Linked DNA regions of Homo sapiens: regions 1, 2 and 4 are each linked to region 3. Evidence: chromatin loops called from intact Hi-C (ENCODE). Cell type or tissue: OCI-LY7. All regions are shown on one strand.

Region 1 (8,000 bases), 79 kb after region 3:
TAGTTTTATAAATTCAGAAAGATTTTAAAAATACGCCAGGCATGGTGTCCCACGCTGATTGTCGCAGCATTCTAGGAGGAGGAGGCAGGCAGATCGCTTGAGTCCAGGAGGTCGAGACCAGCCTGGGCAAGATAGGGAGACCCCATCTCTACACACACACAAAAAAAATATACAGGAATTAGCTGGGTATGGTGGCATGTGGCATGCACCTGTGGTCCCTGCTACTCAAGAGGTGAGGCAGGAGGATCACCTGAGCATGGGGAGACAGAGGTTGCAGTGAGCTGTGACAGCGCAACTGCATTCCAGCCTGGGCAACAGAGCAAGACTCTGTCTCAAAAATAAATAAGTAATAATAACATGAACACCCATGGACCTACCATCCAGCTTAGGAAATGAAGCCTTAGAAATAAAATGGAAGGCATGTTTGTGACCTTTAGTGATTGTGATTCCCGCTTTCCCCAAAGGTACCCCCTGTCCTACGCTTATCATTCCCATGCACGTCTTTATATTTTACTTCACATTTACATTTCCCCAAGTGACAAAGAAATGATAATGCTTTGCATACTTAAAAAAGTCTCTAAGTGGTTATATAATATGGGTGTCCGCTTCTACACATTGCCCTTTCGCTCAGCACTGTGTTTTTGAAATTTATTCCTGTTGATACATGTAGATGCTGTTTATTCATTTTCACTGGAGCGGAGCAAGTATGCCAAAGCTTGTTTATCTGCTCTTCTGTCGGACGTTTTTCTTATCACAAATCCCACCGCAGTGAACACTCCTGTGTGTTTCCCGGTGCTCACGCTTGAGAGTTTCCCAAAGGCGCTTGCCTGGGCCCTGAGAGACGGCAAGCTTCAGCTTCACTGGGTACAGCATGGTCACAGGCTGCTCACTCAGGAGGGCTTAGTTTTTCAGGTGGGGCTGACTGTGACAGCCACACAAGAGTCACAGGGCATAGACATCGGAAGCCGTGGCACTCAGCTGGGAAAGCCGAGGTCCTTTCACCAGGACTCCGCAGATGGTGAAGACAGTGGAACTCCAGAGCCCTGACTCTGAGGCTAGAGCCAGGGCCAACCCCTCCCGGCCCTCGTGACTGCCTTGTCCTGAGTCATGGCTCTCACTTCCTCCCACCCACCACCCCACTCTTGGTAGAATTTTGTTTGTGCTTCTCCGGGGGTAGGGGCTGATTTCCCCTGAGGGCAGAGTTCCTCCCTTTTCCCACTCAGGATTTCAGGGACTCAGGGAGTGGTCCATTCCTGGAGGGAGGAAGTGAATGGCATTCCCACCCTGGGACCCTGGCTGCAGGGAGCAGCGGATCCCTTTGGAATTTAGTCAGCTGTCATGTTCTCAGAACCTAAGATTGCGAAACAGCAGCCTGGATTCCAGATCCAGCCTACAGATGGGTTTTGTTTGGTCTGAAAACTTTGAGCCAGCATTTTAAAATTAGATTTTACACAAAAATACAGACTTCCAGCCTTTTGAAAGAACAGAGCCGATAGTGCCCGGCACATTGCTGTAGGGCAGCAAGCGTCTGGTGCCAGCAGCCCTGCTCCCTTCCAACAGAGCATGTGTTCTCAGGGTGCTGTGGTCCCCAGCAGTCCCTGCTGCTCTTCCTGACCTGCTGCGTTCATTTGCATGTATTTGTCCAGTCCTTTTGACACCAGGTTTTGGGACCTCTGCTCTAATCCTTTTGTTTATCTGTTTCCACCCACTTCTAGGTTTCTACTTGTTCTCCCCTAACCCTTCAGACCCCGTAAGTAATCAGCACATTTGTCCGTCTCTTCTTTTATGGAGGGCTTTTCCCTCAGACAGGGTCACCGGCGTGACCCTGTGGCCATATGGGGAAGGGGGGGCCTGCCTGGTTTCTCATCATAGCTTGTGTGTGCATTGCACCTGGGAGTTCCCATCACTCAGACTTGACCACTTTCTTCCTTGAGAGCTGGGGATCCCCTTTTCTGTTCTTGAAAGGAGTGCCGCCAGGATCAGGTTTGGACCATTGGAATATTTTGGCAGAGGAGCAGTGGGGGAGAGCCAGGCGAATGGCCCAGACATGTGACTCCCTAGAAAAAAGTCCCCCCAAGTCAATAGTTTGCTTCTGCCGGAAGCATCAGGTGCAGGAAAGGGGAGGCCTCTGGACTGCATGTTTGCTCTTTCCTCTGCCTCCCTCAGGGATTCCTTGAGAGATGCAAGAGCGGTCAAGGCAGGGCATGCCAGGTGGCCCATCACAGCCTGTTCCTGATGGCCGTGTGCTCTTGGCTGGTCCCGACTTCTCTGCCCTCTCTTCCCTTGCAGTACTTCAGCACCCTGGAGAACAGCATCGTCAGTCTGTTTGTCCTTCTGACCACAGCCAAGTAAGTGCAGGCTCTGCCTTGCCTTTGGTCCTCTGCTGCCGCCCTGGGGTCTCTTTCTCTTTTCTGCCAAGTATATTCCACATCCCAGCACAGGCAGGTGCTGTGGTGCTATTGGGAGACAGGGTTGGCCCACTGAGCACGGAGCCCAGGGATGAGAGTAGGGGAACCAGGGTTGGAGGCTGGGAAGGCAGACAAGGAGCTGTCCTCTGCAAGGCATGTGCTCTGAGAGGATGGAGACAGGCAGATACAGCACGCCGGGTCACCCTCTGCAAATACAGTTTCCCAGATGTGATGATGCCCTCCTACTCCCGGAACCCCTGGTCCTGCGTCTTCTTCATCGTGTACCTCTCCATCGAGCTGTATTTCATCATGAACCTGGTGAGTGACTATGCCTCAGGCTACGCTGAAGCAGCCTGCCCCTACCCATGCAGCACTAGGCACTGTGGGAGTGGAGAAGTGGGGACTGTCTTCTGCCTCTCAGGGCAGAACGTTGGGGCAGGAAGTCCCAGATTCATAGTCAGGTGCGGTGTTGCAGGGAATGCCCTGTCGGGACTTCAGGAGTTCAGCCAGTTGCTGGGGGTGGCGTCCTCACCAAGGCAATGCTGCTGATGCTGGTAGTGCTGGATGTGAAACCCAGGCAACCCTGGGACCTTTTCATTCTTACATCAGAAATAAGCAGTTGACCCTCGGTGTCCACAGGGATTGTTTGCAGGACCCCCTGTAGGTACAAAGATCCACAGATGTTCAAGTCCCTTATATAAAATGGCAGAGTATTTGCAGATAACCTGTGTACATTCATCCTCTCATATATTTTAAATTATCCTGCATTACCTATAACACCTAATACAATGTAAAAGCTATGTAAATAGTTGTTATACTGGGCTGGACATGGTGGCTCACGCCTGTAATCCCAGCATTTTGGGAGGCCAAGGTGGGTGGATCATTTGAAGTCAGGAGTTCGAGACCAGCCTGGCCAACATGGTGAAACCCTGTCTCTACTTATGAAAATTAGCTGGGCGTGGTGGTGGGTGCCTGTAATCCCATCTACTCAGGAGGCTGAGGCAGAAGAATTGCTTGAACCCAGGAGGTGGAGGTTGCTGTGAGCCGAGATCATGCCGTTGCACTCCAGCCTGGGCAACAGCACGAGACTCTGTATCAAAAAAAAAAAATTGTTATACTATATTGTTTAGGGATAATGACAAGAAAAAGAAGGCTGTACATGTTCAGTACAGATACAACCATCCTTTTCTTTTTGGAATATTTTTGATTTGCGGTTGGTTGAATGCATGGATGGAGAACCCACAGATAAAGAAGGCCAAGTATATTATAATAACCATAAAAGCTGGCATTTAGTAAGCCTTAGCCACTTGGCACTATGCAAAGTGCTTTACATATGAGGATGAAATAATTTAATAAATAAACACAACCGTGGAGGTAGTGAGTATGGTTCTCCATGTGCAGATGAAGAGACTGAGGGTCAGAGTGACAGTGTGATTTGCCCATGGCTACATAGCTTGGAGTGGCCAGGCCAGGCTCATCCCAGAGCCCTGTTCCTAACCACTCTGTTCAGTTGCACTCACGTGCCAGAAATGTCTTGTGTATTTCTACCTCACTTATCAGGAACCATCAGAAAATCCAGTATAGAACACGTTCTGTGAAGGAGAACGTAAAGCCTCTGTGCTCAAAGAACTTTGAGGGTGTTTGTGGAGGTGTGGACAGCCTCCAGGAGTGTCCCAGCCATCACAGATCACATCCGACACCAGGCTGTTAGGCCGGTGCCCAGACCACACATCCATGGCAGAGCTAACGGGGAGAGGCTTCCGATCGAGTCCTGTGTTTATTTTTATGCTTCTGCAGAGCATTCTCACACCAGTCACCACAGTCAGGCCCAGTATAGAAATGAAAATCATCTTTTCCAGGTAGACTTGTGAAATCTAAAAAATTTTAAGTCCTTTTCTCTTTTTTGAGATGGAGTCTCGCTCTGTCACCCAGGCTGGAGTGCAGTGGCGCAATCTCAGCTCACTGCAACCGCCGCCTCCCAGGTTCAAGCGATTCTCCTGCCTCAGCCTCCCAAGTAGCTGGGACTACAGGCACATGCACATGCCGCCACACCCGACTAATTTTTGTATTTTTGGTAGAGACAGGGTTTTGCCATGTTGGTCAGGCTGGTCTCGAACTCCTGACCTCAGGTGATCCGTCCGACTCAGCCTCCCAAAGTGCTGGGATTACAGGTGTGAGCCACAGTGCCTGGCCAAAATTTAAGTCTTAAAAAGGAGAAAATATTTCCTTTTTTTTTTTTTGAGACAGAGACTTGCTCTGTTGCCCAGGCTGTAGTGCAGTGGCGCGATCTCGGCTCACTACAACCTCCGCCTCCTGGATTCACACCATTCTCCTGCCTCAGCCTCCCGAGTAGCTGGGACTACAGGCACCCGCCACCACGCCCGGCTAATTTTTTTTGTAGTTTTAGTAGAGATGGGGTTTCGCGCTTTGTTAGCCAGGATGGTCTCAATCTCCTGACCTTGTGATCCACCCGCCTCGGCCTCCCAAAGTGCTGGGATTACAGGCCACCGTGCCCGGCCTGAGAAAATATTTTCTTGTTTTAATTCCTCAAAACCAAGAAGAAATATGTTGAGTACTTCTTTGTATTTGATTTAATTCATAATATATTTAGAGCTGTGAAAATTTAGGGCAGCAGTCAACAAAGTACGACCTGCTGGCCAAATTTGGCCCATGGCCTGTGTTTGTAAATAAAGTTTCATTGGGACAGAGTCATGCCCATTTGTTCATGTATAGTCTGTGGCTGATCTCATGATATGACCACAGGTTAGTAGTCGCAGCAGAGATCATTTGGCCTTCACAGCCTAAAACAGTTGCTGTCGAACCCTTTACAGAAAAAGCATGCTGACCTTTGATCCACAGGGAAAAAATGGGGGACCAGTTTGAGGGAAAGGACCAGAGAGTTTCCCTTAAAACATTTTTAAAGACAGAGAAAGTGTTTCTAAAAAGGATTCTTTCAAGTTCTTCCCCGGCCTTCCATCCCCCTCTGATAAGCTAACTTTTGGTATTAGCCAACTCTAGAACGTTATTTCCTTGCATGCAGAGCCTCTCACTCCCCTTTTTCCTGGGCCACACGTGAAGCAGTGACTCACAAGGAGAAGTAACAAAGGGGCAGGGGGAGGAAGGGTCCTTCTGGATCGGAGGTCAGGAGGGCAGTGGGCAGGCAGCCTCCGCCTGCCACTGGCTGGAGTCGGACTGGGCTCAGAATCCAGATGCGCCCCTCTTGCTACTCTCTCCTCCCCTGGCTTGCCCCTGCGCAGCCTGGGACAAGCTGTAGCTGGAACTGGGGAAAGGAGTGTGGGAAAGTGGAGGGGAACCTGGGAAAGATGGAGTAACAATGCCTTCATGTATCTGAAGAGGGAAATTTACAAGCGGAACAAAGGGCCTTCCTCTGTTGAGACTTGGGAGACTGACTTCCTACCCCATGAGGTGCAGGCGAGAGGGTCTCCCCAGGGCCTCTCTGGGGTGACTGGGTAAGAGCCTTGCCTAGATGATGAACTCATACCCCCCTGCACTCCCTGCCCTAACCACTCAAGGTCCTGAGCTAGGGCTCTGTGCTTCTCTCCCACAGCTTCTGGCTGTGGTGTTCGACACCTTCAATGACATTGAGAAACGCAAGTTCAAGTCTTTGCTACTGCACAAGCGAACCGCTATCCAGCATGCCTACCGCCTGCTCATCAGCCAGAGGGTAGGAACTATGGGCCAGGGAGGGGCTTGGTCCCTGTCCTCCCTCCCTTGCCCAGAGCAGCCCCTAAGCATGGCCAGGCCAGCCACTTTAGAAACCAGGAACCCTGCCCTTGGAAGAATGAACAGAGCTGGAGTGGATCTGGAGTGGGTGCCCCAAGGGAAGGGGAGTAGCCTGGGTTCCACACTGCTCTTCCCTCTCCCCCAGAGGCCTGCCGGCATCTCCTACAGGCAGTTTGAAGGCCTCATGCGCTTCTACAAGCCCCGGATGAGTGCCAGGGAGCGCTATCTTACCTTCAAGGCCCTGAATCAGAACAACACACCCCTGCTCAGGTAAGAGCAGATGCCTGGTAGGGGCAGCATGGCCAGACAAGGTGTTCACGTCTAGAGTGAACGGGGGCATGTGAAGGCCCTTGAGGTGGGCAGGCCTATAGGCTTGTCAGAGACTTCCTCCACAGATGTTTATCCATGTAGACTTACACACTGGATTCATCAGGATGCCTTTTGCAAGTGACAAAAGTCCAACACAAATCCAATTCAAGCTGACTTGAGAAAAAAGGAGCTCATGAAGTGGACTGGCCCAGCTGCTGGCCCTCGAACCCCCAGTGGGGTGGGATAGTCCCATGTGAGCCAGGTGGACAGACAGGGGTGAATATACTTCCCCAATCCCCTGCACACACCTGGCTCGGCCGCAGAGAACTGACCCGAGATCTCCAGGGGTAGGATTGGTCTTCCAGGCTGTTGATGACCAAGCCCTGTCCACAGCAGCCTGCTGTGGAGCTGAGAACAAGCCCTGTTTGAGCTGAACTTGCAGTCCCAGGTGTTGCATTAAGGCCCCTGCTAAAAAGTGAAGTTTCCGTCCTCCTAAGAATCCTAGTGCTCCAGCAGCTGCCTCTCCAGGGCACTGACACTGTCCGTAGTTAGTGCCATCGGTGGAGACTTAAGTGGATTACATATTTGTAGTACCTCAAGGTCAGAGGAGATCCAAACGCTTGCAGGTAAAGGATCCCCCAGCACTGCTGTGCTGGGACTCACATGGTGTCCCCTCTCTTCCTCCCTCACCCCATAAAGGTGTCCATAGGCAGGCAAGTAAGAGAAGCAAAGCACAGTGGAACTATGTTCTGATATTTTGTCCCTTTTTATTTTGCTTTTGGTAGCCTAAAGGACTTTTACGATATCTACGAAGTTGCTGCTTTGAAGTGGAAGGTGAGTTCTTCTCTGAGACCATAGAAGGAGTAGACAGAGAGGTCCCCACGTGGGGCAGTGAGGAGCAGGGGCACCCCGAGATCCAGCTCTCTCCCTGCTAGAGCAGCTCAGCCCCCAGCTTGGCATGGTACACTTCAGGGATCACAGGTGGCCCCAGCCCCCAAATCTGCCCTTACATTTGTGATACAGTGTCATCGTTAACAGCACCGAATCTTACTTAGACCCCATTGGTTATTGTGTGACATCAGGCGGGTTACTGAGCCTTTCTGAGGCTTGTCTTACCTGGGAAGTGGCGTAAGGATAATCCCTACTGACAAACCTCATTTCAGGACTATACTAAAATAAGGCCTCTGCATGGCACATTGTAAACGCTCGGTACACACTGGCTGGCTGTGTTGTCATGTAGATCCCTGAAGGTTAACATTGTTCCCCAGTTTAGCAGGGTGAACAGGAAAGGAAGCCAGCATCCTGGCTCCAGGCAGGGCCCTGGTCCCTGGCCCTGACACCCTCCCTCTTGGTCCTGTTGTCTACCAGGCCAAGAAAAACAGAGAGCACTGGTTTGATGAGCTTCCCAGGACGGCGCTCCTCATCTTCAAAGGTAAGTGGGCTTGAGTATGGCAGGTGTTGGCAGCTGGGGGCCGATGGAGGTTTTCAGAGACCACAGATAAGCGTCTGAGGAGAGGTTCAGAGGGGTGTGTGTGTGTG
Region 2 (8,000 bases), 120 kb after region 3:
CAGTATCTACCTCATGAGCTTATTATGAGTATAAAACACGTTACTATATGCATTGGTGCCTGTGCAAAGTTAGTGCTCAATAAAACGTGAGTTCAATATTATTTTCTTTTTTCCTTAATAAACTCCCTTTCAGGCCGGGCACGGTGGCTCACCGCCTGTAATCGCAGCACTTTGGGAGGCCGAGGCGGGCAGATCACCTGAGGTCAGGAGTTCGAGACCAACTTGGCCAACATGGTGAAACCTTGTCTCTACTAAAAATACAAAAATTAGTCAGGCTGGTGTCACACACCTGTAATCCCAGCTACTCGAGAGGCTGAGGTGGGAGAATCGCTTGAACCCGGGAGGCAGAAGTTGCAGTGAGCCTAGATCATGCCAGTGTACTCTAGCCTGGGCGACTGAGTGAGACTCTGTCTCGAAAAAAGAAAAAAAATAAAAACAAAAAAACCTCCCTTTCATATACTAAAAAAAAATATTATTTTGTCTGGAAAGGGTTCCTTATCACTTTCATCAGATTTCCAGTCTATGAACCAAATACCACCCATCATCCCAATAAGTATCCCTGTACTCATTAGCGGTCACTCCCTAGCCCCACCCCACCAGCCCAACTCGACCACTACTCTGCTCTCTGTCTCTCTGAATGTGCCTCGTGGACATTTCACATCAATGGAATGCCACAGTGTGTGATCCTCTGCTACAGTCTTCTCTCACTCAGCATCATGTTTTCAAGGGTGATCCATGTTGTGGCACACGTCGGTACTTGAAAAAACAGTGAAAGACAATTTTCCCTAAGTAGTAAAAGGCAACTTCCCTAAATGATCCATTTGCTGAAAATTCAACACCCTTCGGTTGGTACATTCATTGAGTTTCCAAAAGTAAAAACTAAAATTTTAAAAAATCATTAAGCACTAAACAATGAAAATTTTAAGTAAACTTTTTTTTTAGGACGATGTCTCACTCTGTTGCCCAGGCTGGAATGCAGTGGCGCGATCTCAGCACACTGCAACCTCTGCCTCCTGGGTTCAAGCGATTCTCCTGCCTCAGCCACCCAAGGAGCTGGGATTACAGGTGCCCGCCACCATGCCTGGCTAATTTTTGTATTTTTTAGTAGAGACAGGGTTTCGACATGTTGGCCAGACTGGTCTCAAACTCCTGACCTCAGGTGATCCACCCGTCTCGGCCTCTCAAAGTGTTGGGATTACAGGCGTGAGCCACCACGCCCAGCCAAAATGAAAATATTAAGTAAACTTTTTTTTTTTTTTGAAACGGAGTCTCTGTCACCCAGGCTGAAGTGCCATGATGCGATCTCATCTCACTGCAACCTCTGCCTCCTGGGTTCAAGCAATTCTCCAGCCTCAGCCTCCCGAGTAGCTGAGATTACAGGTGCCCGCCACCACGCCCAGCTAATTTAAGTAAACTTTTAAGGAAAAAGTCTCTGGACAAACCCCTAAATATTCTTTAGAGTGCCTAGACTAGGGAAAATGGAAAAAGACACCCACAAAGGCCATCCCATTCTATCCCTGGAGTGTCTTTAGAAACCCAAGGCTGGGCACAGTGCCTCATGCCTGGAATCCTGGCACTTTGGGAAGCCGAGGCAGGAGGATTGCTTGAGGCCAGGAGTTTGAGAGTAGTCTGGGCAACATAGTGAGACCTCATCTTTACAAAAAACATACAAAAATTAGCTGGGCGTGGTGGCTTGCGCCTGTAGTCCCATCTACTTGGGGGGCTGAGGTGGGAGGATGGCTTCAGCCCAGGAGGTCGAGGCTGCAGTGAGCTATGACTGTACCACTGCACTCTAGCCTGGACAGCAGAGGGAGACCCTGTCTCAAAAAAAAGGAAATCACATATTGTAGGATTCTATTTATATAAAATGTCCATGATAGGCAAACCCATAGAGACGCGGAGTAGAGTCGTGGTTGCCAGGGGCTATGTGGGGGGTGGGGAAATGGGGAGTGACTTATGGGCATGAGGTCTCTTTTTGGGGTGATGAAATTCTCTAAAATTGATTGTGATGATTCCACAACTCTGTAACTATAATAAAAAACATTAAATTGTATACTTTAAATGGGTAAATTGTATGGTATGTGAATTACATCTCAACAAAATTAAGCTATTACCAAAAAAAAAAAGAAAAAAACCCTGTATAGATACAAACACTCTCAAAAGCAGCTTTAAAGTTCGGTTACCTGTCTTTGTGTGACTCCTGATCAAACTGGTCAAAGTGCCTCAGAGATGCAGACAGGACATCTGTGTGGGAGACATCAGCATCCCTCCCCCCCCATCTCGGAGAACCCGGGCTTCTTACCCAGTGAAGCCTGGGGGGCTGGCTGTCAGATGTGGCAAAAAAGGTCACTGAAGCCAAGGCTGTGCCTGCGATCACCACCACGACCCAGACGGGAACGAGGCCGCCTATCTCATAGACACCATCTGCAAAGGGAGAGAAAGGGAGCTGATACCTTCCCAGCACCTCAACACCCACTTACAATGGACTATTTGGATGTCAGGTAGACACTTCCTATCTGCCCAGCCCTGTCCTAGACACTTCATGGGGGCAGAAAAATTTAAAATGCAGCCCCTGCCCTCAAGTTAGTCACATTTGAAAGAAAAAGAGAGACACACAAAAAAGACTCTCTCCAGCCTGTTGCTGTGGAACTAGGATAGGAATGGCTATAACCACTAACACCACCACCCTCTTCCACCTTCATGGCAGACATCACTAATCAAGCACAATACTTCCATCCAACTGCATTTCCAGGCAGCTCCCTCCAGCCAGGCATTACCAGTAGATGGCATCGCTCCATGAGATGAACCTGACAGTCAAACCCAGCCTCTTCACTGAGAGGTACCCAAATAAGTCCACTCTCCATTAACAAATATGAAGGTTCCAGAGGCTTCATATTAAACACCAAAGGGAGACACCCTAAGGTGAGAACACTCTAGAATTCTCCACACATCACCCTTTTCACCACTAGGAGTTGGTACTGGTCTTAAAGACGATGAATAGTTCAAATGTTCATATACCTGCATCAAGACCCTTCTTTTGTTCTTTTTTTAGTCTAGCTCATGGCTCCCAAATGACAGGGGGCTTAAGAATTATGTGAGGAGGCCGGGTGTGGTGACTCATGCCTATAATGCCGGCACTTTGGGAGGCCACAGCGTGCAGATCGCTTGAGCCCAGGAGTTCGAAACCAGCCTGGGCAACATGGTGCAACCCCATCTCTACAAAAAATACAAAAATTAGGCCGGGCACGGTGGCTCACACCTGTAATCCCAGCACTTGGGGAAGCTGAGGCGGGTGGATCACCTGAGGTCTGGAGTTCGGGACAAACCTGGCCAAGGGGCGAAACCCCGTCTCTACTAAAAATATAAAAATTAGCCGGGGGTGGTGGCACACACCTGTAGTCCCAGCTACTCAGGAGGCTAAGGCAGGAGAATCACTTGAACTCAGGAGGTGGAGGTTGCAGTGAGCTGAGATCGCACCACTGCACTCCAGCTTAGGTGACAGAGCAAGACTCCATCTCAAAAAAAAAAACAAAAACAAATTAGCTGGGCGTGGTGGTGGGCACCTGTCGTCCCAGCTACTTGGGAGGCTGAAGTGGGAGGATCACTTGAGTCCCGGGAGGTGGCGGTTGCAGTGAACCTAAATTGCATCACTGTACTCCAGCCTGGGCAACAGAGTGAGATCTTGTCTCAAAAAAAAAAATTATGTGAGTGGGCTGAATACACAAAATTGTGTACACAATATGTTATGAGTGATTGTCAAGGGGGATTTTTTTTTTTTTTTTTTTTTTTTTAGACAGGGTCTCGATGTATCAACCAGGCTGGAGTGCACTGACACAATCACAGCTCACTGCAGCCTCAAACTCCTGGGCTCAAGCCATCCTCCCACCTCAGCTTCCTGAGTAGTTGGGACTGTAGGTGTGTGCCACTGTGCCCAGCTCCTGAGATAATTTTGCCAGCATGGGGTTTTTACCTACAGTGCCAGCTTTGGATCCAGACACCTGGGCTGGAAGTCCTTTCCATGTATTTGCCACTCCTGTGCTAGAGAAATTTTAGGAGGTGGCTGGGGCGTGAAGACACTGAGGATCTGAGCTGAGTGTTAAGCAGAGAGGGGTGCAAGGGCTCTGTGGGAAGAGGGGAGTTGGGTAAGATGGAATCAAGCAGATCAGGAATAGCACAGAAAAGGCTGTAGGAGGCAGTTGGCTCAGAGTCTCAGAGGCCTTGGCTGGGTGCGGTGGCTCACACCTATAATCCCAGCACTTTGGGAGGCTGAGGCAGGAGGATCGCCTGAGGTCAGGAGTTCAAGACCAGCCTGGCCAACATGGTGAAACCTCATCAGTACTAAAAATACAAAAATTAGCCAGGTGTGGTGGCACGCACCTGTAATCCCAGCTACTTGGGAGACTGAGGCAGGAGAATCATTTGAACCTGGGAGGCAGCGAGTACAGTGGGCCAAGATCACACCACTGAGCAATGACAGCCATGGACTTTTCCCAAGAAGTACTGGGGAGCCATGGAGGTCTTTGAGTGGGGGAGTGACCACAACATATGAAAAGCAGCACTTTATAAAGATGGCTCTTGGGGGACGCCTAGAGATGGGGGAGGCTGGAGGCTGCTGCTCGGGAGGCTCACCTTGAGTCACAGCACCCCTTCAGGCTGGGAGCCAGTCCAGGGGTTTTCTCTAGACAGTGCTCAGCCCAGACGGGGGTCAAGAGTGCTTTAGCCAGAACCAGTCTTTCCCCAGGGTGGACCTGCTACCACTAGGTGGTGTTAACGCCATGTGGTGAAGATACTACATGCTGCAGAACCGTGACTCAGGAAAGGGATTCCTTCTTCAGTTCTATCATTGTATCAAGGAGAAAGTTTCCATTTGGTGCTAATAGGACTTGAACATCTCAAATACCTGCTCTTCTCCCTAGTACAGGCTTCCAGCTCATGGGCTTGACTTAGGAGGACCGAGTAAGGTGGTTTACTTTTTTTTTTCTTTTCTATTTTGAGACAGAGTCTCACTCTGTCGCCCAGGCTGGAGTGCAGGGGTGCAATCTCGGCTCACTGCAGCCTCTGCCTCCTGGGTTCAAGTGATTCTCCTGTCTTACCCTCCCAAGTACCTGGGATTACAGACACCCATCACCATACCTGGCTAGTTTTTGTATTTTTAATAGAGACGAGGTTTCATTGTGTTGGCCAGGCTGATCTCGAACTCCTGACCTCAAGTGATCCTACTGCCTCAGCGTCCCAAAGTGCTGGGATTACAGGCGTGAGCCACCATCGCTGGTCGGTGGTTTACTTTTATTGTGTTTATTTTTGCAGTTACCTTAAATTTATTGGAAATGATGCAATTCTACTACAGTTTCCTATTGATGCAGGTGACACGGTTTCCTTTTCAACAAATTTGCCTTAAAAAAAAAAAAAAAGTCTGAAGCTGGGTACAGTAGTGCATGCCTGTAGTCCCAGCTACTCAATGGAGCCCAGAAGTTCAGGACCAGCCTGGACAATACAACGAGCTGATTTAAGAAAAATATCAAATGTGGCCAGGCGCAGTGGCTCATGCTTATAATCTCAGCACTCTGGGGGAGCCGAGGTGGGTGGATCACCTGAGGTCAAGAGTTTGAGACCAGCCTGGCCGACATAGTGAAACCCCGCCTCTACTAAAAATATAAAAATTGGCCGGGCATGGTGGCGGGTGCCTGTAGTCCCAACTACTCAGAAGGCTGAGGCAGGAGAATTGCTTACCCTAGAGGTGGAGGTTGCAGTGAGCCGAGATCGTGCCACTGCACTCCAGCGTGGGTGACAGAGTGAGAGTCTGTCTCAAGAAAAACAAAGAAAAATATCAAATGTAATAGTATAGAGTAAGAGCAAAATTGAGAAGATGGTCTGTGAATGACTGATGTGTGGGAATCACTCTTTTAAGAAGCCACAACAAATACAAAAATTAGCCAAGCATGGTGGCAGGTGCCTGTAATCCCAGCTACTCGGGAGGCTGAGGCAGGAGAATCACTTGAGCCCTGGAGGCAGAGGTTGCAGTGAGCTGAGATCATGCCACTGTACTCGGGTCTGGGTGACAGTCAGACTACGTCTCAAAATAAAATAAAATAAAAATAAATAAATAAATAAATAAAGATGCCACAACGCTTGTGAAAGCAAGTCCCTGGATTTGCCCTGGCCTGAAAGGCAAGGCTTCCCCGCTCCGTAGAGAATGGATGGAGAATGGAGGGCTGTGATGAACCAGACGGCCCTAGTGGGTGGCCCTTTTCAGCTCTGAGTCACTCTCTATCAATCATCTCTCCTCCTATCTCCTTCCCTCCATGTCTGCATCCTCCCACAAACCGGGGGAGAAATTCACAGGGAATGTGGCAAGGAGGCTGTTTCATCCCGATGGAGTTTCATCCCGACACTGTTACAGCACACAACACCATGCCCAGCCATGCATCTGCACCAGAGTCCTACCCCCACCTCCAGGCGAAGCCCCTGGGCTGAGGGGGAGGAGCCTAGATGATAGGAAACAGACAGCATGAGATACTAAAGTTAGACAACAGGAAGAAATCTGGGTAGCAGAAGTTAGAAGACGTTGGACAAGCCTGGGCGTTTCCTCAGCCAGAGCAGGACAAGAAAGAAAAGGACATTCTGGGGCAGATGGGGAAAATTCAAATGCCAGTGGGGACCAGCCAGGTCACATAAACGAGGGAAGGGGCACCCAACAGGCAATGGAGGGGACTGTGATGATTTAGGCCACAGGCACCCCATAGGGGGTGCCCCTTCTCTGCTCCAGCCAGTTTTGCCTTCAGGAATGTGGCCCAGATCTTGAGAAGCCAAAATCCAGATTTTAAGATAAAATCCCCCAATTTTTAAATGCAGGCAAACAAGCTAGAGGGCTGGATTTGGCCCTGGGGTCACCTGTTTTGCAGCCTCCATCTGGGGCCAGCAAGATTGGATCAACTGACTGCAGGAGGTCCCCTGGGTGAACTTCCAGGCTGGTGTCCCTTATGGCACAAGCGCATAGTAAGCGCCTGCTGTATATCCAGGTTTCTGCCTCTAGCCCAAACCTCCCTCACGTGGTTGAGAAGAAAACTCCACTGGCTGTGCACGGTGGCTCACGCCTGTAATCCCAGCACTTTGGAAGGCCAAGATGGGCGGATCACTTGAGGTCAGGAATTTAAGACCAGCCTGGCCAACATGGTGAAACCCCGTCTCTGTGAAAAATACAAAAATTAGCTGGGCGTGGTAGTGCACGCCTGTAATCCCAGCTGCCCAGGGGGCTTAGATGGGATGATTGCTTGAACCCGAGAGGTGGAGGGAGGTTGCAGTGAGCTGAGATCGTGCCACTGTACTCCAGCCTGGGTGGAAGAAAACTCCAGAACGTGGGAAGGAGTAGGAAGGTGGGTTGGCCCGGGGTAGGGGATACTCACAGGTCCCCGACTGCAGGGTCAGGACCACAACCAGGGGGCTGATAACCAGATGCAGACAGTTGAGGGGCCGTTTCCAGTTCTGGTCATCCTTGTCCGGGTCCACGACGGGGACTGTGAGGAGCAGCAGGAACTCCACAGGCAGCTGTCAAGGGGGCAAAAGTGGGAGGGTGTCGGCAGGGAAGTCTGAATCCCAGCCGGCCACAGATGGACTTCAGTGACTCAAGAGCTCGGCCGTTCATTGCTGAAGCACTGACTGTGTGCGGGTTCCAGGCTAAGTGCCTGGTTGCCTCTGGCTACTGGGACAAATGACCACAAACAGTGACTGTCAATAGCACAGATGTATTCTTGGACAGTTCTGGAGGGCAGAAGTCCTGAAGTCAAGTTGTCAGCAGGGTTGTTCCTTCTGGAAGCTCTAGGGGAGACTGAGGGTCCTTCCAGCTTCCAGGAGCCACCTGCCTTCCAGGCCCCACATCATTCCACCCTGTGCTCCTGTCGCCACTTCTCAGTCTCTGACTCTGACCCTCCTGCCTCCCTCTTTCCTTGTGCCAACCCCTGTGATGACACTGGGCCCACTGGATAAGCCAGGCTCATCTCAGA
Region 3 (8,000 bases):
CTAAGTCTGCAAGCCCTAGAGGAGTTTTTCCAGGCTGTCTGTGAAGCCTGGGGAACACAACGGCAACTGGGAGATTTGTGAGTGAACACTGTTTCATCTTAATATGCTTCTGAATTTATTTTCATGTACTAAATAGATCAGCTCATCAAAGCCATGAATGTCACTTTTTTTCCCCCTCAGGGTAAAGGCCATTGTTAGGCCTGAGTTGATTTAAATAACAAAGTTAAATACAACAGATAGTACAAGGATGTGGCAGGCAACATGACAGCGGTGAGTGGGTAACTGAAGTTTGGGAATCTGGGGCTTCGGGAAGCGCTGGACTCTTCCTCCCGTCGGCTTCTGGCTAATGCCACTAACTTGTGGTTGGCCGGCTCTTCCTTAGCTCAGAGTACAGACAATAGTATTTTTTTAGTTTTGTTTTTAAGTTTGTTTGTGTGTGTGTGTGTGTGTGTGTGTGTGTGTTAAGGTGGGAAATAAAACACAATGGCTAGGACTTTGCCAAGTGGAGGGTCCAAGAAAGCCAGACAGTGACATGTGTGTCTGCAGAGCACTTAGGATGCAGCCCAGGACTTAGGAAAAGCAACAAAGCCTTTGCGCAGATGGAATTGCACCCAGATTGGGCAGTGTGGGCTGGGCTCTGGGCCTCTCCTTGCCCCCGTCTTCCTGTAAGGCACCTCCAGGAGGCACCAGGATTTTAGGGAGTCCAGTTGGAAGCCACATCATCTGGTTGGTACGTCTGCCTTGGGGCAGGGAAGAGTGGACACTGCTGGGGAGGGAGACCTGCAGTGCCCAGGACCAGTGACACACAGAAACACCTGTGGGGTCAGGCAGGCCAGCTGTGCTCTCATGCAAACATGCTTTGTTTTTTGTTTGTTTGTTTGTATGTTTGTTTGTTTTTGGTGTTTCTTTTTTTTGTTTTGTTTTGTTTTTTAAGACACGGGGCCTCGTTTCCTTGCCCACCCTGGAGTGCAGTGGTGCGATCATAGCTCACTGCTGACTTGACCTCCCGGCTCAAGCCATCCTCCCCCTCAGCCTCCTGAGTGGCGGGGACTACATGCATGCACCACCATGCCTGGCTAACTTCTTTTAAAAATTTTTTTGGACTGGGCGCGGTGGTTCATGCCTGTAATCCCAGCACTTTAGGAGGCCGAGGCGGGCGGATCACGAGGTCAGGAGATCGAGACCATCCTGGCTAACACAGTGAAACCCTGTCTCTACTAAAAATACAAAAAATTAGCCGGGCGCGGTGGCAGGCGCCTGTAGTCCCAGCTACATGGGAGGCTGAGGCAGGAGAATGGCGTGAACCCAGGAGGCGGAGCTTGCAGTGAGCCGAGATCGTGCCACTGCACTCCAGCCTGGGCAACAGAGCGAGACTCTGTCTCAAAAAAAAAAAAAAAAATTTATAGAGAGGGATTTCATTCCTTCCAGTAAGAAACAAGAAAAAAAGGGAAAAAAAAGAGACATGAGTCTCACTATGTTGTACAGGCTGGTCTCAAACTCCTGGCCTGAAGTGATCCTCCCGCTTCAGCCTCCCAAAGTGCTGAGATTACAGGTGTGAGCCACCTCGCCCAGCTGCAATGTGCATTTTAAACATATAGAATGTTTAAGCTTCCTGGAACTTTCACTAACAATTAGTTACTCACGCCCACCTCAGTTTTTCCTGAAACATCCATCTCTCTTTTGCCTTCCCATCTTCCCCTTTGTTTCCACAGACATAGGCCAGAAATAACCTCTCTTTCCTGGCTGGGCATGGTGACTCATGCCTGTAATCCCAGCACTTTGGGAGGCCAAGGTGGGTGGATCACTTGAGGTTAGGAGCTTGAGACTAGCCTGGTAAACATGGCAAAACGCTGTTTCTACTAAAAATACAAAAATTAGCCAGGCATGATGGCGCATGCCTGTAATCCCAGCTACTCGGGAGGCTGAGGCAGGAGAATCGCTTGAAACTGGGAGGCAGAGGCAGTAGTAAGCTGAGATCCAACCAGTGCACTGCAGCCTGAGCAACAGAGCAAGACTCTGTCTAAAAAAAAAAAAAACAAACCTCTTTCCTCCTCCCAACTACAGTAAAATCTGGCAGTAGCCCAAGGTGACACTAAAGGGCAACGGACACCAGGCTGTGGTGTATGTAAGGCAGTTGGGGGTGGTGAGGATGGGGGCGACTTACTTTACCATCTAATGGGGGCTGCTGCTGCTGAGCCCTAGGAGATATGCAGACCTGGGATATCTGGATGATTAGATTTTTTTCCAGAAAAGGGAGAGTGTTGGATTTCTACATGGTAGCCCTCAGTTTTTTAAATGCTGACAAATAATTTAAAGATAATTGTTCAGGCCGGGGGTGATGGCTCATGCCCGTAATCCCAGCACTTTGGGGGGCCCAGGCAGGAGGATCGCTTGAGGCCAGGAGTTCAAGACCAGCCTGGGCAACATAGTGAGACCCTGTCTCTACCTACCCTTTTTTTTTTTTTTTTTTTTTTTTGAGACAGGGTCTTCCTGTGTCACTCAGGCTGGAGTGCAGTGGCACAATCTCAGCTCGCTGCAATCTCGACCCTCCCAGACTCCAGTGATCCTCCTACCTCAGCCTCCCAAGTAGCTGGGACTACTGCCGTGTGCCACCATGCCTGGCTAATTTTTTAATTTTTTGTAGAGACAAAAAATAAAACATGGGGTTTTGCCATGTTTCCCAAGCTGGTCTCAAACTCCTGAGCTCAAGTGATCTGCCTGCCTCAGCCTCCCAAAGTGCTGCGATTAGAGGTGTGAGTAACCACTCCTGGCCTAAAAATTTTTTACTTTAAAAAAAAAAAGTTGTTTTAAATAATTGTTCAGCTCCCTGGAATGTGAGGCTGAGGGCTGCTGTGACCTCAGGACTCCCTCTGAGCTTTCACAGTGCTAGAGCAGGGGAAGTTGCAAGCAAATTAATCCCAGAACAGGGTTAGGGGCAGCCTGAAACCTGAGGCCCCGCTCCTCCTGGAGTTCCCTGCCTGCTTCTTTGCCCCCTATGGGCAGCTGTGACCCACACCCCGCTGCCCTGGTGAGTGATGTGTCCATCATGGCCATGGCAGCTTCCGGGCTGCAGCTGGGGTCTGGTTTCCCACTAAGGCTGAAGTAAGGAACCATAATCTCTGGGCTGACACCCCAGGCTGCACGCTCCTCATGGAAACACCATCTGTGAGCTGGACACACACAGCCCACAGCCCTGGGTAAAGAGATTTATTCGTAGAGCGTTCCCTTCAATGTGGCTTCAAATACTTTTTAATTTATTAAATAAAAACATGAAAGCCGTGAATTTAGTGCTCTCCATCTCGGGCCTTCCTGGCCTGGTCTCTGGGAAGATAAGGGTCAGGAGCGGGCTGGGTGGAGAGCTCATTTCTTGCCCTTGCCCTTCTCCTTGCCTTTCTGCTTGCCCTTCTCCTTGTCCTTTGCTTTGCCCTTGCCCCGCTTCTTCTTGGATCTGAGCAGGGAGCGCACCAGATAGCCCTTCCATAGGGCCTGGATGAGCGTGGCCGCCCGTACCATGCGCACCATCTCCTGCTCTGCCTCCATCCTTTTCTTGGAGTTGATCTCCCGCTCTTCCCGGATCTGCGCAAACTCTCCCACCAGCACTTTGTGCCTCCGCCTGAGCTCCTCCAGCGAGATCTTCTCCTCCCTGTGAACAGCGTCCAGATCCTCCAACTCCTCCTGGGGTGAGGGGTGGGGCTGGGGTCACCACACATAGAGTGCCTCCTCCCACCCTCCTCCCTGAGGCCCCCTTACCCTTCCCAAATGGTCTTCTGCCCCAGCGATGCCCCTAAGCTAAGCTGTTCAGCATCTCTCGGTCCCAGTGACATGGATGGGGAGAGGGGATGGGCTCCATCCTAGCTCTAGGAAGGACCCAACTGAAATAATTTCAGGAACAGGAAAAGAACATGGGCTTGTGAGTTGGGCAGACTTAGTTTTAAGTCCCAGCTCTGCCACACCTCAACTGACTTCACCTTTCGGGCCTTCGTTTTTCCTCATCTGAAACATGGGGACGATTCCGAAGCCAGGGGCTGTTTCTAGGATTAAATGACCCGATGGACACAATGTACTGGACATGATGCCAGGCACACAGTGGGGACACAAGAAATGGAGGCTGCTGCCATGAAAGCAGTCTGTTCCACAAGACACCAGAGGAGAAGGAACTTTCTCAGGCCTCAAACGGAGTCCCAGAGTTCTTCCTTATGTCTAACCATAGCCTCTCCTGCTGTCATTTACACCCGTTTTCCTTCCTTCCACTGATGTTTTCCCAGCATCTACAAAAAGCAGAGCACTGCCAGAGGACACAGAGCTGGGTGGACAAAGTCCCTGCCCGCAACCAACCCACAACCCTCATGGGACCCAGAGAAATGAGAGCCCCCGCCTGCAAAGCTCCCCTCTCCAGGCCCTGATGGTTGCCCAGGACAAGGTTCTGACTTGCCCTTCTCTGAAGAGCACACCTGGCTTTGGCTCACTCCAGCGCATATTACCTCCAGTGCTCTCCAGTGCTCCCCAGTCCTCCCTGGCCCCTGGGTTGGAGCCATGGGCCACCAATGTTATCCCAGTGCTGGGTGAAGGGTTTGGGCGTGTCTCGATTTGAAGGTTACCACCCCCTGAGCACTTCCCTCCAGGCCAGACCCTGTGCTGGGCACACACACTTGCAGCCATGGTGTCTCACCGAATCCCCGCCATGGTCCCAAAATGGGAATTACTGCCTTTGCTAATCAGATGCAGAAACGGGCTTGGGAAGGTCAAGTACCTTGCTTAAGGCCACACAGCTGGCACATCTCAGGTGCTCAATAAAAACTGGCTGAGTGACTGAGTGATGCAGTGGAGGCAGGCTCCCATCTGAGTCTGTGGGAAGGAGCCCCACCTTGTAGGGGTGCTGGCAGGAGCCCATCCAGAGGAGTATGGGATGTGGACACTAGATGGAGCCATGATCATTAGGCCCAGTGTCAGAGTGTCAGGCCCTTCTAGCCAGTCGCTTTTTTTTTTTTTTTTTTTTTAAATTAATAGAGATGGAGTCTTGCTCTGTTGCCCAGGCCGGTCTTGAATTACTGAGCTCAAGCGATCCTCCCACCTCAGCCTCCCAACGTGCTGGGATTACAGGCATGAGCCACAGCACCTGGCCTTGCAGCTTCTGGCTCTTTTCTTTCCCACCTCTCACTCTGCCCCAGGCTGGACAAACCCTTTAAACAAAGGGAAGTGCTCCCTGCAGAGAGGCTCAGAAGTTTGCCCACTCCATGGACCATCCCAAGGCTACTTTTCCCATTCATCCCATTCCTAGAAGGTCTTGGGAAAAGCATGCGAGAGAGACTTATTCAGCGACAAATACCTGCTTCTCACCCATCTCTGTATCATATTTCTGGATCCAGTTCTCGATTTCCGTTTCCACTTTATATTTCTTCTAGAAAAGATCCAATTTGTCATTGTTTGATGGAATATATTAACAATCAACAGCACTGAGCACTCTCTGCATCACTAGGCTCTGGCAGGTGCTTGACATGCCTCGCCTATTGAACAAGGAGGTTCCCTTTTCTCCATTTCACAGGGGAGAGAACTGAGGCTCAGACATGCTATCTTACTTGCCCAAGGTGACAGAGCTAATGGGTGGCAGAGCCTGAATTTGATGCCAGCAGCCTGGTTCCAGGACATCCTAGGCAGAGAAAGCAGCAGGTGCAAAGGCCCTGAGGTAGGAACAAGCTTGTGCTGTTTAAAGGACAGAAATCAGCCTGGCGTGGTGGCTTACGCCTGTAATCCCAGCGCTTTGGGAGGCTGAGGCAGGCGGGTCACTTGAGGCCAGGAGTTTGAGACCAGCCTGGCCAACATGCCAAAACCCCATCTCTACTAAAGATACAAAAATTAGCCAGGCATGGTGATGCACACCTGTAATCTCAGCTACTCAGGAGGCTGAGGCAGGAGAATCACTTGAACCCAGGAGGCAGAGTTTGCAGTGAGCTGAGATCATGCCACCACACTCCAGCCTGGGTGACAGAGCAAGACTGTCTCAAAAAATAAAAATTAAAAAAAAAATTAAAGGACAGAAATCAAGCCAGTGTGACTGGAAGGGAGTGGCGAGGAGGAAAGTGGTCCCCAACAAGGTCCAAGGAAAAGGCTGTGTCACAGAGGGAGTGTCAGCAAGAGGAGGCTGTATTCTCAGGAAAGGGTGAGGTGAAGCCACTGGGTGATTTAGATGCAGTGGAGGGACATGATCTAATCTTGTTTTTAAAAGATTATTTCCACCATAAAAAGCAGTGAAGCACTGATCCATGCTACAACATGGGTGAACCTTGAAAACACAGTGCTAAGTAAAACATGCCAGACACAACGGCCACAGAAGATTCCATTCATATGAAGTGTCTAGAATAGGTGAATCCACAGAGACAGAAAGCACATTAGTGATTGCCAGGGACAGGGGGAATAAGGGAATGGGGAGTAACTTCTTAATGGATATGGAGTTTTATTTTGAGGTGATAATGTTTTGGAACTAGATAGAAGTGGTGGAAGTGGGGGTGGCACAACATCGTGAATATACTAAATGCCACTGAATTGCTCATTTTAAAATGGTTTTATGTTATGTAAGTTTCACCTAAATTAAAAATAAGCAGGCTGGGCCAGTGGCTCATCCCAACCATTTGGGAGGCCACGGTGGGAATGGGAGAATTGCTTGAGGCCACAAGTTCTAGATCAGCCTGGGCAACAGAGCAAAACCCTGTCTCCACAAAAAATGATACTTTTTTTTTTTCTTTTGAGATGGAGTTTCGCTCTGTCACCCAGGCTGGAGTGCAGTGGTGTGATCTCGGTTCACCGCAACCCCCGCCTCCTGAGTTCAAGCAATTCTCATGCCTCAGCCTCCCAAGTAGCTGGGATTACAGGTGCATGCCACCACGCCCGGCTAATTTTGTATTTTTAGTAGAGACAGGGTTTCACCACATTGGCCAGGCTGGTCTCGAACTCCTGACCTCAGGAGATCCGTCTGCCTCAGCCTCCCAAAGTGCTGGGATTACAGGCGTGAGCCACTGCTCCCAGCCAATAATAATAATTTGTAATTAGCCAGACGTGGTGACATGCCCCAGCGACCCATGAGGGCTGAGATGGGAGGATCACTTGAGCCCAGGAGTTGGAGGCTGAAGTGAGCTATGATCACGCCACTGCACTCTGGCATGGGTGACAGAGTGAGACCCTGTCTCAAACATAAATAAATAAATAAATAAATAAATAAACCCCCTAATCCTACAGAGCAAGAGCCCTTAGCTTGGGCACCATGGGTAGGCCGGCTTCAGGGGGACTGGGCTCCCCAGGGAACTGTCCACTAGGATGTGTAAGTGCATCTGTGCCTTCTTTCTGGGGGAGAGGCCCGTGGCTTCCATCAGATGCTCAAGAGTGTGACACTAAGAGACTGGAGACAAGTATTAAAAAGGGTGCCTTTTACAAGGAAAGAGATTTGGAAGTTGGGTGTGTGCTAGGCCTGGGTCTTGGCTGAGATGATGAAGGAGAAGGCAAATGAAGGTTTTGGGTTTTTTTTTTTAAGAGGCAAGGTTTCACTCTGTTGACCTGGCTGGAATGCAGTGGCACAGTTATAGTTCACTGCAGCCTCCAAACTCCTGGGCTAAAGTGATCCTCCTGCCTCAGCCTCCCAAGTAGCTGGGACTATAGGCACACATCACAGCGCCTGACTAATTTATCTTTTATTCTTTGTACAGACAGGGTCTTGCTGTTGCCCAGGCTGGAGTGCAGTGGTGCAATCACAGCTCACTGCAGCCTCCGCCTCCTGGGTTCAAGCGATCCTCCCACCTCAGCCTCCCAAAGTGTTGGGATTACAGGCATGAGCCACCTTACCCGGTCAGAAATGATATTTATTGAACACTTACTATGCACCAGCTCTCTCACTACCATCTCATGTAATTCTCATGTAACAACCATTAAGACCAATGTTAGCATTTTCATTTCTGAGGTGTGAAATCGGCAGCTGGGCAGGAGTTGAGTAATTAGCCTGAGCTTTACATGCT
Region 4 (8,000 bases), 230 kb after region 3:
TTAATGAATGAATGAATGGTCAGTCATTCATCTGAGTAGCAAATAATTGCTTGGGTTCTCATGCTGCGTGTAAAATATCCGAGACGGAGAGGTGCTTCAGACAAAAATATACCTTTCCCATGTCACAAATAATAATTATAATAATTGTTTCCTTGGCCAGGTGCAGTGGCTCACGCCTGTAATCCCAGCACTTTGGGAGGCAGAGGCAAGCAGATCACCTGAGGACAGGAGTTCGAGACTGGCCTGGCCAACATGGTCAAACCCTGTCCCTACTAAAAATACAAAAATTAGCTGGCGTGGTGGTGGGTGCCTGTAAACCTGGCTACTTGGGAGGCTGAAGTGGGAGAATCGCTTGAATCCAGGAGGCGGAGGTAACAGTGAGCCGAGATCGCACCATTGCACTCCAGCCTGGGGGACAAGAATGAAACTGTGTCTCAAAAAAAAAAAGTTCCCTTGTCCTTGTTTTCCCATCCCAGACCTAAGCTGACCCCAACAGTGGTTCAGCATCCGGGACAATCACTAGACCTAAAATGAGAAGACATGGAGATGCCTGCATCCCGGAAGAGATGGCCCAGGGCCAGGGGTAAAGGCTGTCTCTGCCCCTTGCTGTCTGGGAAGCTTTGGCCAAATAAGTTCCCTTTTCTGAGTTTCAGTTTGCTCATCTGTCAAATGAGACAGGGTGGTGCATGAGTCATAGGCAGTGCCCGGGAAAGCGGTGAGGGTTGCTCTCATCCCCTCTCCTCCTCCGTCTTCACCCGGAGGCTTAGGGTCTGGAGCTTTCTCTTTAACAAAGGAGGAGGGACCAAGGTTGCCGGAAGCTGCCTGAAGCTGGACAGAGCCGGTTCCTGGAAAGAGCTGGTTCCCTGGCAGGCTGGAGGGCAGGAGCTGGGGCCACGCTGGTCTGGGATAGTTGGGCAGGGAGGTAAGGGGTCTGGGGCCAGCTGGGGCCCCTGGGGCTCAGTGTGTGTGTGAATGAGAGGCTGATGAGAGGCTGCAGGAGTTTGGGAGGCTTTGGGCAAAGTCCAAGCTGAGCAGGTGGGAGTGAGAGGGCCTGAGCGTGTTCTAGGCCCTCCTGGGAATGTCGATTGAATTCAGGGTGCCCTGCAGAAGAAAGTGTTGTGCTGGGGACCCTGAAGGGCGAGAGTGGGTTCTGCCTGCCAGAGGGGCAGGGTTGGGCATTCTGCCAGCCAAGGGGCCAGCCCGAGGTGTCCCAGCCCTGGCACCAGGGATTTGGCTGTGGAGTGCCACCAAGGTGGCCTCTGGGGAAAGGCTTTGGGGACAAGTGAGGTGGACAGCACTGGTGGTCCTTACCTCAACTCATAGATGTGACAGGTAAGGCCCAGTGACAAAAGTGACTTGGCCAAGGTTGGCATGACTGGGACCTGAGCCTGAGCCCCCTGCTTTCCCCTGGGTTATTCCACAGCAGGGAGACCCAGGTCCCCCATTTCAGCCCTGGTGGCTGCCATACGGGACAAGAGGTGTGTGTCCCTGGGCCAAGACAGCTCAGTCCCAGACCTCAGGTGCCTGATGGGGTCTGGGGTTGATAAGGCTGTTGGCAACTTGGGGCTTTTTCATTTAACTGATGCCTGCTGTCCTCTTGTGAGTCAGTATAACCAAGAGGGCTGGGGAAGCCTGGAAACTGAGCCAGGAGCATTTGGTTCCAAAGGACAATTGGCAATAAATATTAAATGCATGCAGCTTTCATAATAGTAACGATAACACTAGTATATTAGAGAAAGTATAGCATCGCGGTTAATAGCACAGATGCCAAAGACACTGCCTGGTGTGAATTCTGGCTATGCTGTTTCTAACTGTGTGAACTTGGATAAGTTACTTAATCTCTCTGGACCTCAGGTTCACTGTTTATAAAATGGAGTCAATGGTGAGTTAATGACTCATCTGTTGTGAGCCAACAGGTGGCTCACACCTGTTATCCTAGTGTTTTGAGAGGCAGAGACAAGAGATTTACCTGAGGCCAGGAGTTCAAGACCAGCCTGGACAACTCAGCAAAACTGCATCTCTATAAAAATTAAAATATCAGCCGGATACAGTGGTGCATGTCTACAGTTCCAGCTACTCAGGAAGCTGAGGTGGGAGGATTGCTTGAGCCCGGGACTTCAAGGTTACAGTGAGCCATGATCGTGCCACTGCACTCCAGCCCAGGCAACAGAGTGAGACCTTGTCTCTAAAACAAACACCAAAAAAACAAGAAAGCGGAAGGATTATGGAGTAGGGGGAGTTCATCCTGACAATCCCAGGATCCCCAGGGGAAAAATCTGGGGATTTCACCAAAAAGGAAGAGAGACCCAATTCCAAGTGGACAGACACCCAACATGGGTGCCCTTACCATGCAGGCTCATTGAATCCTCACAATAGTCCTGCCATGTACACGCTCTTCTTGCAGTTTGTTGTGTGGTTGGTTGGTTCTCATTTTTCGGGTCTAATTTTTAATTTTTTATTATTTTTTTTGAGACAGAGTTTCCCTCTTACTCTCTAGGCTGGAGTGCAATGGCGCGATCTCGGCTCACTGCAACCTCGCCTCACCGCAACCTCGCCTCTCAGGTTCAAGCAATTCTCCTGCCTCAGCCTCCCGAGTAGCTGGGATTACAGGCATGCGCCACCATGCCCGGCTAATTTTGTATTTTTAGTAGAGACGGGGTTTCTCCATGTTGGCCAGACTGGTCTTGAACTCTTGACCTCAGGTGATCCGCCTGCCTCTGCCTCACAAAGTGCTGGGATTACAGGCATGAGCCACCGCGCCCTGTCTCAGTTCTTAGTTTTAATGGTCACTTCCTCTAAGAGGTCTTTCCTGACCTCCATACCCAAAGTAGGTCCCCTTGTTCTTCTCTTTAGGACTCCCTATATGCGTGTTTCCCTCTTAGAAGTTTTCAACATTTCTGATTATTTTGTTTGTCTATGCAGTTATTTGTTAAGTGCCCATCTCATCAGGCTATAATTCAGCTCCAAGGTTGATGTCTATCTTGTCCACAGTGGTATCCCCTGTTGCTAGGTCAGGGCCTGCATCTTGTAGGTGCCCTGTAAACATGCTAAAGTAAGGGTAAGCAGGTCACCATGCTCAAAGCATGACACAAGGTATCAGTGAGATAACGTCTCCAGAGGACTCAGCTGATGACTGGCACATAATAGGGACTCAACAAATGACAGATGTTATTCTCTCTCTCTCTCTTTTTTTTTTTTTAAAGACAGTCTCACTCTGTTGCCCAGGCTGGAGAACAGTGGTGAGATCTTGGCTCACTGCAATCTCCACCTCCCAGGTTCAAGCAATTCTCCCACCTCAGCCTCCCAAGTAGCTGGGACTACAGGTGTGCACCACCACACCCGGCTAATTTTTGTATTTTTAGTAGAGACGGGGTTTCACCATGTTGGCCACGCTGGTCTTGAACTCCTGACCTCAAGGGATCCACCCGCCTCAGCCTCCCAAAGTGCTGGGATTATAGGCATGAGCCACTGCACCTGGCCAATGTTATTCTTATTAACTTACACCACAACCTGTGAGTTGGGGACTGTTTTTATCCCCATTTTAGAGAAGGGGAAACAGGCACAGAGAGGTTGTGACACTTGTTTGGGTCACACAGCCAGGAAGTCGGAGCTGGTTTCTAACTTTTGCTTCTGGTCGACCCCAAAGCCTGTGCTCTTGGGGTCCAGGGTTGAGCTGAGGCCTAGGCTGGGGTATGCGGCATTTGGGGATCAGTGATGACCCATGGGCTTCTTTCCCCTGATGCCCGAAGCTGAGAGGTGCCCTGGGTGGGACTGGGAAGAGGTGGCTCAGGCTGTGCCCTGCCCGAGGGGGCCCTGAGGATTCTCAAGGCTATTCTGACAAGGGCGTGGGGTCAAACTCAGGGCCAAGAGACCCTGATCTCTCTGATCTTGGAACCCCAGCCATGACTTAAGGGTGGACAAGAAGGTTAGGTTTGTGAGTGGGCAGGGGAAGTTGCAGCGCCCCCCCTAGCGGCCAATAATGGAATGGTGGGGACCGGCCCAGTGCTTTTCTGCCTGGGACAAGAGGAGCTGGCTGTATTTTTTCCTTTTTTTTTCTCTACTATTTTTCCTCCCTCTCATTTCCTCCATCTCTTCTTTTCGTCCTTACCCACTGGTCCATTCACACACAGCTCCTCGGCTTCAAACCTCTCAAAGGGCTGAGCGCGGTGGCTCACGGATGTAGTCCCAGCACTTCGGGAGGCCGAGGTGGGCAGATCACTTGAGCTCAGGAGTTTGAGACCAGCCAACATGGTGAAACCCCGTCTCTACAAAAAATACAAAAAATTAATCAGGCGTGGTGACGTGTGCCTGTGGTCCCAGTTACTCGGGAGGCTGAGGCAGGAGAATCGCTTGAACCCGGGAGGCAGAGGGTGCAGTGAGCAGAGATTGCACCACTGCACTCCAGCCTGGGCAAGAGCGAGACTCCCTTTCAAAACACCACGACCACCACCAACACCACCACCACCTCCACCACCACCTCCCAATGGCTTTCCATTGCAGGTAGAATTTGAATAACAACCAAACTCCTCTCCGTGGGCGGGAACCCCCTGCTGGCACCCTTGTCCACATCTCCGCCCTCACCCCCTACCCTCACCTCCTGCCCCAAACCCCTTCTGTCTGCATCCGCGGCACCCCAAAGTGCATTTCTCCCTCGAGGTGGTCCTGGCTGCTGTTCTCTGTAGGAACTTTTCCTCTTGGCTCTCTTCCTGTCATCCATTTCAAAGTTCCCCTTTCAAGAACGTACAGATGGAGGCAGAGTTAAAAGACCCCTCAGCCAATCAAAATGCACGGATCTGATTTGCATCCTGATTCAAACCGTGAAAAACCCCAAACCACAACCAACCACAGAATCAGCCACTGATCATATTTAATGGGATGATTTGAAATGTGAACAATTAACAGATATTTGATGATATGAAAAAATTATATTTTTAGATGTGATCATAGTATTGTGATTACATTTTTAAAAAAATTAGCCTCAGTGAGGTATAATTTACATAAAATAAAATTAGCCCACTTTAAGTATAGAATTCAATGTGTTTGAACAAATGTATGTACAGTCATGAAACCATATGGTTACATATAAAAAAGGAGTTCTTAGGCCAGATGCAGTGACTCGCGCCTGTAATCCCAGCAGTTTGGGAGGCTGGGGCAGGAGGATCCCTTGAGCCTAGGAGTTTGAGACCAGCCTGGGCAACATAGTGAGACCCTATCTCTACAAAAAAGTACAAAAATTAGCCAGACGTGGTGATGTGTGCCTGTAGTCCCAGCTACTCAGGAGGCTGAGGTGGGAGGACTGCTTGAGCCTGAGAGGTCGAGGCTGCAGAGAGCTGTGATTACAGTACTGCACTCCAGCCTGGGTGACAGAGTGAGACTCTGTCTCAAAAACACAAGTTCTTTACCTCCAGAGAGACATGCTGAAATATTTACAGGTGAAATAATATAAAAGAATAATAGTAATTAAGGGGTAAATAATGACACAGGAAGGGGGAGTGGGCACCGATAGGGGAGCGAGTTAGACCATGAGTTGATTGCTGAAGCTGAAGGGTTTTTGTTTGTTTGTTTGTTTTTGAGACGGAGTCTCGATCTGTCACCCAGGCTGGAGTGCAGTGGCACAACCTTGGCTCACTGCAACCTCCGCCTCCCAGGTTCAAGTGATTCTCCTGCCTCAGCCTTCTGAGTAGCTGGAATTACAAGTGTGTGTACCATCATGCCTGGCTAATTTTTGTATTTTTAGTAGAGACAGGGTTTTACCTTGTTGGCCAGGCTGGTCTCGAACTCCTGACCTCAAGTGATCTGCCTGCCTTGGCCTCCCAAAATGCTGGGATTACAGGCGTGAGCCGCTGTGCCCCTGCCAGCTGAAGGTCTTTATACAGTTCTCAATACTTTTGCTATGTTTACATTTTCCATAACAAACGTTTTTACAAAGTTTTCCTCCTGAGAGATGTCTTTCATGATTGCTTTTGCTAAAATAACACCCCATACCCTCTGCAAGTCACTCCTATTTGAAATTCTGTGACTTTTCCTAGTGGGAGGTTTTTTATGACTCGTGGGTCCCCAAACCTGGAAATGCCTGGCACATAGTAGGTGCTGAATAAGTATTTTTTGACTGAGGAATGAATTCTCCCACTCTCTCATTCATTTCTCACCATATATTGGCCACTTTCTACATCCCCAGCACAGCCACACTTATGGAATGAAAGGACCCCAGGCCAAACTTCTTTGACCAGATGGGGAAACTGAGGCCCAGAGAGTCACAGATACTTGATGGGGGTCTCACAGCTCAGCAGCTGGATGAAGTGAAGGGCACCTAAGCCAAGGGCTTTCTCCACCTTCCCCTCCCTGTCCTGGTTAAGGGAACTCTTGATGGGGACTGCCTGGGTGGTGACTTTGTGTCCTCCTGCAGGCTGTCTACCTGGTCTCCAGAATGGACGGCCCTGTGGCAGAGCATGCCAAGCAGGAGCCCTTTCACGTGGTCACACCTCTGTTGGAGAGCTGGGCGCTGTCCCAGGTGGCGGGCATGCCTGTCTTCCTCAAGTGTGAGAATGTGCAGCCCAGCGGCTCCTTCAAGATTCGGGGCATTGGGCATTTCTGCCAGGAGGTGAGGGTGTGTGGGAAGGAGGGGAGAAGTGAGGTTGTGCAGGAGGGAGGGAAGAGTGAGGGGTGTGGGCTGGGGACGGGTTCGGGCAGGAGGGGAAACATGAACTCGTGCAGATGGGAGGGGAAAGGTAAGGGCAGGGCTGTGGGCAGGATGAGGGGTAAAGGCGTATTGGGAGTGGGATGGGGAGACTCTAACGCCATTCCACATAGGCCTTCATGACACCTGCTTGGGTTAGCCGCTAACCCCATTCCTTCTCTTCCCAGATGGCCAAGAAGGGATGCAGACACCTGGTGTGCTCCTCAGGTGACCCCACCTTTTTTTGTTTCATGGGCAGAGGTTGGGGGAGGAGGAATAGGCTGGAGCGGCAGTACACATCCAGGGTTGGTCTCCTCTTAAAGGCCCAGCCTCATCAAGGTCATTGATGAGATGACTACTGTGTACATCCCATCCTAGCCTTCTCCCATAGTTCAGGACTCATGATGGTAGCAAGTGCCAGAAACCCAATTCATATAGGTTTAAGCTACAGGCTCTAAGAATGGAAAATTCTTGGGATAAGTGGCTTTCAGGCACAGGGGGATCCAGGAGCTCTCCTCTCTGTCTCTCCTTCTCTGGACTTTGCTTTCCTGCATATTAGCTTTATTTTTAGGTGGGCCTCATGGTAGCAAGATGGCCACCAGGAATTCCAGCCTTGCATCCTACCAGCCTCCCAACCCTAGGGAAAAGGGAGCACCCCTTCTCGATGCCTCGCCTCAATCCTGGAATTGTTTTTTTTTTTTGGCCCCGCTTGGGTGGCGTCTTCATCCTTGAACCAATCATGGGTTGGGGGATTAGGTTCTGATTGGCTCAACCTAAATTATGTGTCCCCCTCTTGAGTGGAGGAAGGAGTCAATGGGGCATATGAATGTTGGGGACGAGTGACTCTGAAGGGATATGGAGGGGGAGGGGAAGGCATATCAAAGGCCAATCAGCTCTGCCCACTGCCCCTTTCCTCCTTTCTGCACAGGGGGTAATGCGGGCATCGCTGCTGCCTATGCTGCTAGGAAGCTGGGCATTCCTGCCACCATCGTGCTCCCCGAGAGCACCTCCCTGCAGGTGGTGCAGAGGCTGCAGGGGGAGGGGGCCGAGGTTCAGCTGACTGGAAAGGTAAGGGCTCTGGGAAGGGGAGAACCATCTGGGTGGGCTGCTCTCCTTCACCTCACCCCACCCCTAAGACATCCTGTCTCCTTTTCCTTTCGATGAGCTGTGGCTGGGACCCAGTCCTCTCTCAGGATAGCTGAGCTGAGGGGGGAATGAGGTGGGATGGGTGTTGAGGGCTGGGATCTCCCAACTTTCCTCTGCCCACCCTGAGAAGTACCCCTCATGTGTGAACCAAGACAAATGGGAAGCTGACGATGAACAG

Evidence for each region. A loop is a pair of places that touch in the nucleus more often than their neighbours do. Peaks named below come from ENCODE experiments on the same cell type or tissue, not always from the same donor. Only the 100,000 strongest peaks of a DNase experiment are listed, where the experiment ranks them.
Region 1: it touches region 3 in a loop (3-fold over the local background); 27 of 110 quality-filtered maps call a loop at or near these places.
Region 2: a loop joins it to region 3, with 3 times the contacts of the local background. A loop is called at or near these places in 18 of 110 quality-filtered maps.
Region 4: it touches region 3 in a loop (6-fold over the local background); 72 of 110 quality-filtered maps call a loop at or near these places.

Annotation. Positions count from the first base shown.
Region 1 is chr12:113,270,943-113,278,942 of GRCh38, forward strand. TPCN1 (two pore segment channel 1) reads left to right here. Exons shown (of 28, transcript NM_017901.6): 8 at 1,716-1,750; 9 at 2,290-2,348; 10 at 2,627-2,726; 11 at 5,977-6,093; 12 at 6,298-6,422; 13 at 7,247-7,295; 14 at 7,830-7,893. Among named protein-coding and RNA genes, the nearest start is that of MIR6762, 17 kb to the right of the region's middle. In OCI-LY7, no CTCF peak of the experiment used is centred here; no DNase peak of the experiment used is centred here.
Region 2 is chr12:113,307,932-113,315,931 of GRCh38, forward strand. SLC8B1 (solute carrier family 8 member B1) reads right to left here. Exons shown (of 16, transcript NM_001358345.2): 11 at 7,404-7,545; 12 at 2,303-2,424. Among named protein-coding and RNA genes, the nearest start is that of MIR6762, 20 kb to the left of the region's middle. RefSeq lists an enhancer at 1-367. In OCI-LY7, CTCF peaks have their summits at 2,812 (motif pointing right) and 4,773 (motif pointing right); DNase peaks (open chromatin) are centred at 2,780 and 4,770; H3K27ac peaks cover 961 bases.
Region 3 is chr12:113,192,215-113,200,214 of GRCh38, forward strand. It overlaps RITA1 (RBPJ interacting and tubulin associated 1), which reads left to right. Exons shown (of 4, transcript NM_032848.3): 4 at 1-154. DRC10 (dynein regulatory complex subunit 10) reads right to left here. Exons shown (of 5, transcript NM_001330452.2): 4 at 5,327-5,398; 5 at 3,232-3,675. The coding sequence ends at 3,361. Among named protein-coding and RNA genes, the nearest start is that of RITA1, 10 kb to the left of the region's middle. RefSeq lists a silencer at 1,890-2,184. In OCI-LY7, CTCF peaks have their summits at 4,894 (motif pointing right) and 5,093; DNase peaks (open chromatin) are centred at 4,927 and 5,497; H3K27ac peaks cover 4,361 bases.
Region 4 is chr12:113,421,556-113,429,555 of GRCh38, forward strand. It overlaps SDSL (serine dehydratase like), which reads left to right and starts at 825. Exons shown (of 8, transcript NM_001304993.2): 1 at 825-922; 2 at 6,407-6,601; 3 at 6,865-6,904; 4 at 7,605-7,744. The coding sequence starts at 6,428. In OCI-LY7, a CTCF peak has its summit at 3,982 (motif pointing left); DNase peaks (open chromatin) are centred at 656, 3,946 and 4,796; H3K4me3 peaks cover 1,308 bases; H3K27ac peaks cover 918 bases.